2 separate regions of the Homo sapiens genome follow, and region 1 is linked to region 2. Evidence: chromatin loops called from intact Hi-C (ENCODE). Cell type or tissue: heart right ventricle. All regions are shown on one strand. Links, peaks and the distances in the headings refer to the core of each region. The heading gives the core; the rest is flanking DNA.

The links. Peaks named below come from ENCODE experiments on the same cell type or tissue, not always from the same donor. Only the 100,000 strongest peaks of a DNase experiment are listed, where the experiment ranks them.
Region 1: it touches region 2 in a loop (8-fold over the local background); 31 of 110 quality-filtered maps call a loop at or near these places.

What each region holds. Positions count from the first base shown.
Region 1 is chr3:119,673,253-119,677,470 of GRCh38, reverse strand. It overlaps COX17 (cytochrome c oxidase copper chaperone COX17), which reads left to right and starts at 65. Exons shown (of 3, transcript NM_005694.2): 1 at 65-267; 2 at 2,238-2,326. The coding sequence starts at 161. The coding sequence ends at 2,322. In heart right ventricle, for the core only: no CTCF peak of the experiment used is centred there; a DNase peak (open chromatin) is centred at 20; H3K4me3 peaks cover 1,911 bases; H3K27ac peaks cover 4,000 bases.
Region 2 is chr3:119,568,387-119,572,902 of GRCh38, reverse strand. No RefSeq gene overlaps it. Among named protein-coding and RNA genes, the nearest start is that of ADPRH, 8.8 kb to the left of the region's middle. RefSeq lists an enhancer at 4,000-4,501. In heart right ventricle, for the core only: no CTCF peak of the experiment used is centred there; no DNase peak of the experiment used is centred there; H3K27ac peaks cover 2,945 bases.

The sequences.
Region 1 (4,218 bases), core at 1-4,000, 100 kb before region 2:
CTGCGCACGCGCTCCTTTTAAATTCCCCACCTGTCAGAGAGAAGCAGGACTTCCTGTACTTTTTAGAGCGACTGCCGGAAGTGACTGCGGACGAATCGGCGTTTGCCGAGGCTGGCATAGATTTGGCTGTCTCCGCTCATAGCTGCTTTTGGCGCGAAAGATGCCGGGTCTGGTTGACTCAAACCCTGCCCCGCCTGAGTCTCAGGAGAAGAAGCCGCTGAAGCCCTGCTGCGCTTGCCCGGAGACCAAGAAGGCGCGCGATGCGTGGTCAGTGCGCAGCCGGAGAGGGCGCGGCCGACGAGCCCCGGGCCGCGGCCTGTGCCTTCCGGTGCCTCTGCCCTACGGCCTCTGCCCTCTGCCTTCTGCCCTCTGCCCTCTGCCTTCTGCCCTCTGCCCTCTTCCTTCCCCCCTTCCCCCACTCCTCCTCCCTGTCTGCCCCCCCCCCCCGCCCCGCCCCGCCCCGCCCCATTGCGGCGCTCTGGAGATAATTATTGGGCCTTGTAGGTTTCGTGGTCGGGTCTCTGTTGACTTATCCCGTAGCTTAGTACCGGGAAACGATGGAGAGAGAGGAGAACGGCAAGCTTCAACCACTCATTCCTTCCTACAAATGTGTGTTGAGTATCTGTTATGGGTTAAGCACTGCGTTAGGTCCGAAGATGTAGACATGGATAAAGATGCATCTTGATATAAAGGAGCTTAAAGTTAATGGAGACATAAACCAGTGACTTGTATACGACGTGGTAAGGGCTATGATAGATTTGTTAAGACCAAACAGGAAAGGTTTTCTGGTAATTTCTAAGGCTTTCTCCCAAAATTTAGAGACAGTAGGACACAGAGTGTATTCCTTACAGTTCTGAAGAGTTACGCTTCAACCCTTTTAAGACAACCAAAAGTTGAAAATCAATCAGTCTACGACGCAGGGGACAAAGTATTAAGAATAGTTCATCTAGATTGTCAATCCACAAAAGATTTGTTCTCATTTTATATAGCCTCTCTTGTGGAGCAAATCTCATTAGAGGACGTCCTCAGATAACGTGAATGTGCATCTCTTCCTCTGGCCCCTTTTGTCTTCCCAGATAGTAGATATAAGAAAGAAATCATTAGTGGTATAATGGGATAATAAGAGTGTAGGAGCTCAGTGCTTTTATTAATCCTCAGTACTTTGTAAATAATACGGGTAGGATTGAAAGACTAGTCTGAACAAATTGTTCCAGTGGTAACAGTAAGTGCTGTTGAACCTTGAATGGTATGACAGCATGATTAAGAGTCTGGGATCCACAGTCAAGGTTTGAATCTTAATCCACTAACTTGGTGACCTTGAGCCTCATGTGTCTGTAAAATGACTCTAATAAAAGAAACTCCCTCCAGTATTATTGTAAAGGTTAATGATACAAGCCATGTCAAGTGGCTAACACAGTATACATGGCAATAAATGATCAATGAATGCTAGCTATTATCTTCACAATGATCTCACTATCCCAGGCAATCTCCCATTTGCAGGCAGCTCTTGAGCTATTGAAGGATGGGTAGAGTTTCCATGGAAGGAGAACCTATTCCCTTTGTTAAATTCCCTTTGCCTCGATTGCCTCAGACCACGTGGGTTCTCCCCAAATATCCATAGTCAGGAGTCAGTTTTTCCTTGTAATTGAATTGGGCTTAACTTGATTATTTGCAAAATCACATTTTCAGGCCTTAGAAATAAAGCTGTGTAGTCCTAGTCTTTACTTTGTGAATTTTACAAGTAAAATATTCTTTGATCATCATGAGGGGGTGTTTATCTCGGTCTCCTGGCTACCAGATGTTTTTGATGTAATTAGAAGTAGATTTATTTGGTTGTGTTTGAATGTAGGGCAAAATCAGAAAGTTAATTTCTCTGTGATAATAAGCAAAAAATTGAGCTGTTCTCTGTGCCCTTCATTTAGCATAAATATTTTACTCAGTTTATTTCTTTATAGAGCAGTGTTACTCCTTGGATATTGACTAGAGGCAATATTTAATATGCGTGATTATTTCTTATCAGATTTCCCCCCCAAAATCACTTATCTGTGGAATGTCTTCATAGGCATGGGCATATCATAAGATCAAATAAAAACAAAGCTGTTTGAGGTAATAGCGTTTGTTTTAATTCCAGCTACATTCCATTATACCCGTGTTTTGTCTCACTCCCCATCACTATCATGCATACTTAATAATGTGCTTAATGCATATTTAGATAACAAGTACATTTTGTTTTATAGTATCATCGAGAAAGGAGAAGAACACTGTGGACATCTAATTGAGGCCCACAAGGAATGCATGAGAGCCCTAGGATTTAAAATATGAAATGGTAAGCTTCTTGCTTCAAAGTTGTGTATTGCTTTACAGATTTAGCAACAATTGGGCTACATTCTCTCTGAAAGGTAGTTCACCTGGTTAATCTAAAATGCTTAAGTATCAATTTGAAAAAACCATGATTTTTCAGTTCCCAATGAAGGGAGTAAATTATGTCAGTAAAGACAGTCATTTAGCGGATTGGGGAAGGGGAGAATTGAGCTTTTAAGAAAGGGTTTGACAAAAGCCTTTAGGTCCCATGGCTTTAGGAAAATTGACTGAGGGAACTAAAAGAAACATATTCTCTTTCTTGTTTCTAATAAATATTGTGGGACTTCAGTAAATGCTTTTTTTTTTTTTTTTTTGAGACAGGGTCTCACTCTGTTACCCAGGCTGGGGTGAAGTGGCCCAATCACAGCTCATTGCAGCCTCAACCTGGGAGGTTCAGGTGATCCTCCCCTCAGCCTCCTAAGTAACTGGGACTACAGGTGTGGGCCACCGTGCCTGGCTAATTTTTTGTGTTGTTTTTTAGAGATGGGGTTTCACCATCTTGCCCAGGCTGGTCTCAACCTCTTGGACTCAGGCAATCCTCCTGCCTTGGTCTCCCAAAGTGCTGGGATTAAGAGGTGTGAGCCACTATGCCTGGCCAAGAAATGCTTTTAAGTAGGGAGTGGGTATCCCACGGAAGTATTGCTTTCTGAAAAATGAAAATGGAATTGTAGCATGCTTTATTCGAATAAAACTAAAGCCTCAGGCCATTTTTTTTTTAATTAAAAAGTAAACTTTAATGTCAAAAATGCAAACTTGGGGAAGACAGAAAAGATCACACACAAGGCTGTCACTTCACACTTGGAAGGTTGCACAGCGGCCGGGCAGAGGTGCTCCTCACTTCCCAGACGTGGGGCAGCCGGGCAGTGGTGCTCTTCACTTCCCAGACAGGGCAGAAGCCGGGCCGAGGCACTCCTCACTTCCCAGACAGTGGGCAGCTGGGCAGAGACGCTCCACACTTCCCAGACGGTGGGGCGGCCAGGCAGAGGCGCTCCTCACATCCCAGACAGGGCGGCAGCTGGGCAGAGGCGCTCCTCACATCCCAGACGGGGCAGCAGCTGGGCAGAGGCGCTCCTCACTTCCCAGACGGGGCAGCAGCCGGGCAGAGGGGCACCTCACTTCCCAGATGGGGTGGTGGCCAGGCGGAGAGGCACCTCACTTCCCAGACGGGGTGGCCGGACAGAGGTACTCCTCACTTCCCAGACAGTGGGCAGCCGGGCAGTGGCACTCCTGACATCCCAGACAGGGCGGTGGGCCTCAGGCCATTTTTAAAAGAACTTGGAACTCTTAACCCATTTTAAGTGCTGAAAGGGACCTTAAGTGGTATGTGTCCAACAATTCCACAAACAAATGATACTCTTTTGTTTGGAAGCTCTTTCTTCAGTTATCAACTTAGCTCACCCCCTCACCCCACTCCCTCTTTACTCAGGTCTCTTTCAAAAGTCTCCTTATTAGAGAGGCTTTCCCTCAACACCCCATGTAAATTACATCCCTTCCCCATCACTCTATCATGGTGCTGTCCTAAGACCTTTCTGTGAAGATGGAAATGCTCTGTATCTGCACTTGCCAGTCTGGTAGCCACTAGCCATATGTGGCTGTTGAGCACTTGAATTGTGGCTGGTGAGAGTGAGGTACTGAATTTTTAGTTTGTAAAAATTTTAATAGCTACATGTGGCTAGTGGCTACTCTATTCTATACACTGTCACCTGCATGATACATATATTTTTAATTACCTGTGTTGCTTCACGGCAGCTAGAATGTAAGCTCTGAGAAAGTAGGAATTTTCTATTTCATTTACTGTCATATCCCCACTACCTATAACAGTGCCTGGCTCATAGTAGGTGCTTAATGGAGGATTGT
Region 2 (4,516 bases), core at 312-4,311:
TTTTTAAAATATTTGCTGGGCGCAGCTCACGCCTATAAACCCAGTACGTTGGGAGGCAGAGGTGGGAGGATCACTTGAGCCCAGGAGTTCAAGACCAGCCTGTGCAATAAAGTGAGACCCTGTCTCTACAAAATAAATAAATAAATAAAATTATCCAGGTGTGGTGGTGCACACCTGTAGTCCTAGCTACTGAGGAAGCTGGGGCAGGAGGATTGCTTGAGCCTGAGAGTTCAAGGTTACAATAAGCTAGGGTCACACAACTGCACAGTAGCCTGGGTGATAGAGTGAGAACCTGTCTCTAAATAAATAAATAAATATTCTATATCCCACTCCCAAAGAGCCTTAAGCCTCTTGTTGATGACAGTCTAAAAGTGGTATTTAAAGAAAAATCTAAGATATGCACCGTAATTCTAACAAGCAGGCAGGAATCAAATATAGCAAGAGGTAGAGATGGGAGACTATATGGAGAGGAGCAAAAGAGATAAGTGGATACAAACCGGTGTTTTAAAACCTAGGAGTGGCCAGGTGCGGTGGCTCACACCTGTAATCCCAGCACTTTGGAAGGCCGAGGCAGGCGGATCATGAGGTCAGGAGTTCAAGACCAGCCTGGCCAACATGGTGAAACCTCCTCTCTACTAAGAATACAAAATTAGCCGGGCATGGTGGTGCATGCCTGTAATCCCAGCTACTCGGGAGGCTGAGGCAGGAGAATCGCTTGAACCTGGGAGGCAGAGGTTGCAGTGAGCCAAGATCGTGCCACTACACTGTAGCCTGGACGACAGACCGAGACTCCATCTTAAAACAAAAAACAAAAAACAAAAAAAAAACCCTAGGAGCAGCTTCCACCCCTCTCTGCAGAGCAGAAAGAGACCCGAGGGAAGTCCATGTGGATGTGAATCCTGCTCCTCCCAACAATGCAGTAGCCCGCTCCTGTAGGTCAGGGCTTTCCAGCCTTTGCTCTGGAGATCCACCAGTAATTTTCAAATCTTCTTTGGTACATTTCCTGGCAGATGACCTCTGTTGCTCCCTTTCTCCTGGTTTCGCTGGGATTTCCCACAGGAAGAGAAGCTCAGCTGGCCAGCTGAGTCCTAAGTTCCGCTTCCAGGGTTTACAATGAAACAGCAATGCTCTTGCACACGGTCCCATCCTAAGGGGACTTCACTGCCTGCTAGAATCTCAGTAGGTGAAAATACAGCTTCTAGGAAACAAAAAGTGACTGCTCCCTAAACCAAAAGTTTGGGGGGCCTTACTGAAATTATCTTTCTTTCATGTTATCATTCTTTCTGCCCCACAATTCCTCCACTGGGGTCAACCTGGGCAAATGTACATGAATCTACTCTTATTTCTATTTCTAGAAGAGTCCTTGAGACAAAAGGTAAAGAAAAATCTAGTCAGGGGACATTTTGTTCCTCTTGTTTTTCCAGCAAGCTCCTTCCCCCTCTGATGAGGCAACAGTCCCTCATCCCTTGGTCTCTGGCATTCATTCCTAAAATTACTCTCTGGAGAGAACTCCTGAAGTTTAGGGTGGGGCATCTAAACAAAGGACACCAAAAGGTTTCAAATGGCAGCCAGTTTAGGCACATTTCTTAGTTGTGTCTGGGGCCATTGGAGGAGTCACGCAACCCCAGTGGCCACTGGAGAAATCAGTTCAAGGCTCAGGAGAGATTCAATCTGAGAGTGCTGTTAAGGATCTTCACTCCATAAAATCCTGTTCTTCATCATGTGGTACTTGTATAAATCAGGCCCTCAAGTGGTCAAATTCCTTCTCGTATTCAAATAATAGGTAAATATCTACATAAGGTTAACTTTTTTTGTTTGTTTGTTTGTTTGTTTTTTTTTGAGTCAGAGTCTCACTCTGTTGCCCAGGCTGGAGTGCAATTGTTCAATCTCAGCTCACTGCAACTTCCATCTCCCAGGTTCAAGCGATTCTCATGCTTCAGCCTCCGGAGTAGCTGGGATTACAGGCACCCACCACCATGCCCAGCTAATTTTTAAATTTTTAGTAGAGATGGGGTTTTGCCATGTTGGCCAGGCTGGTCTCAAACTCCTGACCTCAAGTGATCCACCCTCCTTGGCCTCCCAAAGTGCTGGGATTACAGGCGTGAGCCACTGCACCCGGCCACACGTTAAGTTTTAAATGTTGACCCTTCTAGAAAGAGTTATTGAAGGGGAACTTCCCCTTTCCATCCAAGCCTTGCAATTTCTCTTTAATTTTAGGAACAGAATCAAATTCCTTTTCCGAAATCTGGAAACCATGACCTTTGACGTTGTGGACCAACGTAATATAAAAAAAATGGCAACTGTTTGATTCACTTTTCAGAATAATACAAAAAAAGGAAGAAGTGGGGGACAGAGCTGGGGAGGAGAGAGGGAGGAGGAACAGGCTGTTTCCATGACCCTTCAGCTCTAATTCATTCACGCCATGGTGACCCACTTTGAAAGCATAGATCATGTCTGGCTTCTCCTACTGCCTAGTCCTTGGTTCCTGTTTCTCAGGGGACAGGGAAAATGAAATAGAAACTGAAAAGGGTGACTTTTGTAACTTCGTTAGTGGTTCTGGTGGACAGTGTGGCAGGGCAGGGGAGTGGCAGCCAGTGGCAGTGACATTTAACGCCTCAGGTCCTAGAATCGTGGACTGCCTGGGATTCCACCATAGTCCCTTACTCTCAGGCAGAGAAATCTCTGTTTTCCCCAAACAGGATTTGTCTCTTCTCTTCTTAAAGCATCAGGCAATAAAAATTTGCAACCTTCTTTGAAAGTCACCTTTTCCAGCTTCAACACAAAAAAAATGCTTCCTTAAACACAATCAAAATTTATCCTGCTTACATGTAGATTATTTTCTCCAGTTTGGTCGCCTACAGATGTAGAAGGCATTTATGGCCATGACTAGCTCAAAACAAAGAAACAGAAACACCTCAAAGCCACAGAGGATCATTACCAAAGGCCTCAAAATCATTTGGCCCATCTAAAACATCTTGGCTCCCCATTCCTCTGTTCTCTGAGCTGCCTGGTTTAGCATCCTTTTTGTTATTGTTTGTTACTTTCTGCCGGATCCTCTCCACATTTAGTTTGAAATTGGACGTAATATTCCAATAAGGATCTGGGTTCATGTAGAAAGAATCCAAAAAGATAATTTCTGGCCATGGTATGTCATATTGCCACTCATGTCTCGCAATATTTTGTTGGCATTTTCGCCACACTGCAGACTTAAATTCAGCTAGCTGCCCTGCTCTTTTTCTGCTACTGTTTCTTTTTCTTAGGATCGGTCCATGTTGTCCTTATCTCTCCTAGTCAAGCCATTTTGCTTCCCCAATGTTTGAACCCTTCCAGGCACATAGTAGGCACTCAATAAATTTGGGGGGGTGGGGAGGGATTGGAATGATGCCAAATGAGTGGCACAGACATAGGATCTCAGAGAAGGGAAAGAGCAGATGGAGATTTAGAAGAGTCAGGAAAGCTTCTTGGGGAAATGGCATTTGGCCTGGTCCTTTGAGGAAGAAAGATGTTTAGATGGGCAGAGAGAATGGGGAAAGGCAGCCAAGGAAGTTGGGGGACAGTGTGTCAAGAGTCACAGGCAAGGATTATGAGGCAAGGTGGCAGAATAGGAACAGCTCCAGTCTACAGCTCCCAGCGTGAGCGACACAGAAGACAGGTGATTTCTGCATTTCCAACTGAGGTACTGGGTTCATCTCACTGGGGTTTGTCGGACAGTGGGGGCAGGACAATGGGTGTAGCCCACTGAGCGAGAGCCGAAGCAGGGTGAGGCATCGCCTCACCCGAGAAGGGCAAGGGGTCAGGGAATTCCCTTTCCTAGCCAAGGGAAGTGGTGACGGACGGCACCTGGAAAATCGGGTCACTCCCAGCCTAATACTGCACTTTTCCAATGGTCTTAGCAAATGCCACACCAGGAGATTATATGCCGAGCTTGGCTCGGAGGGTCCCACGCCCACGGAGCCTTACTCATTGCTAACACAGCAGTCTGAGATCGAACTGCAAGGCAGCAGCGAGGCTGGGGTAGGGGTACCCGCCATTGCTGAGGCTTGAGTAGGTAAACAAAGCGGCCGGGAAGCTCGAACTGGGTGGAGCCCACCACAGCTCAAGGAGGCCTGCCTGCCTCTGTAGACTCCACCTCTGGGGGTAGGGCATAGCTGAACAAAAGGCAGCAGAAACCTCTGCAGACTTAAATGTCCCTGTCTGGCAGCCTTGAAGAGAGTAGTGGTTCTCCCAGCGTGGAGTTTGAGATCTGAGAATGGACAGACTGCCTCCTCAAGTGGGTCCCTGACCCCCGAGTAGCCTAACTGGGAGGCACCCTCCAGTAGGGACAGACTGACACCTCACACAGCTGGGTACCCCTCTGAGACAAAACTTCCAGAGGAACGATCAGGCAGCATCATTTGCTGTTCAGCAATATTCGCTGTTCTGCACCCTCCGCTGCTGATACCCAGGCAAACAGGGTCTAGAGTGGACCTCCAGCAAACTCCAACAGACCTGCAGCTGAGGGTCCTGACTGTTAGAA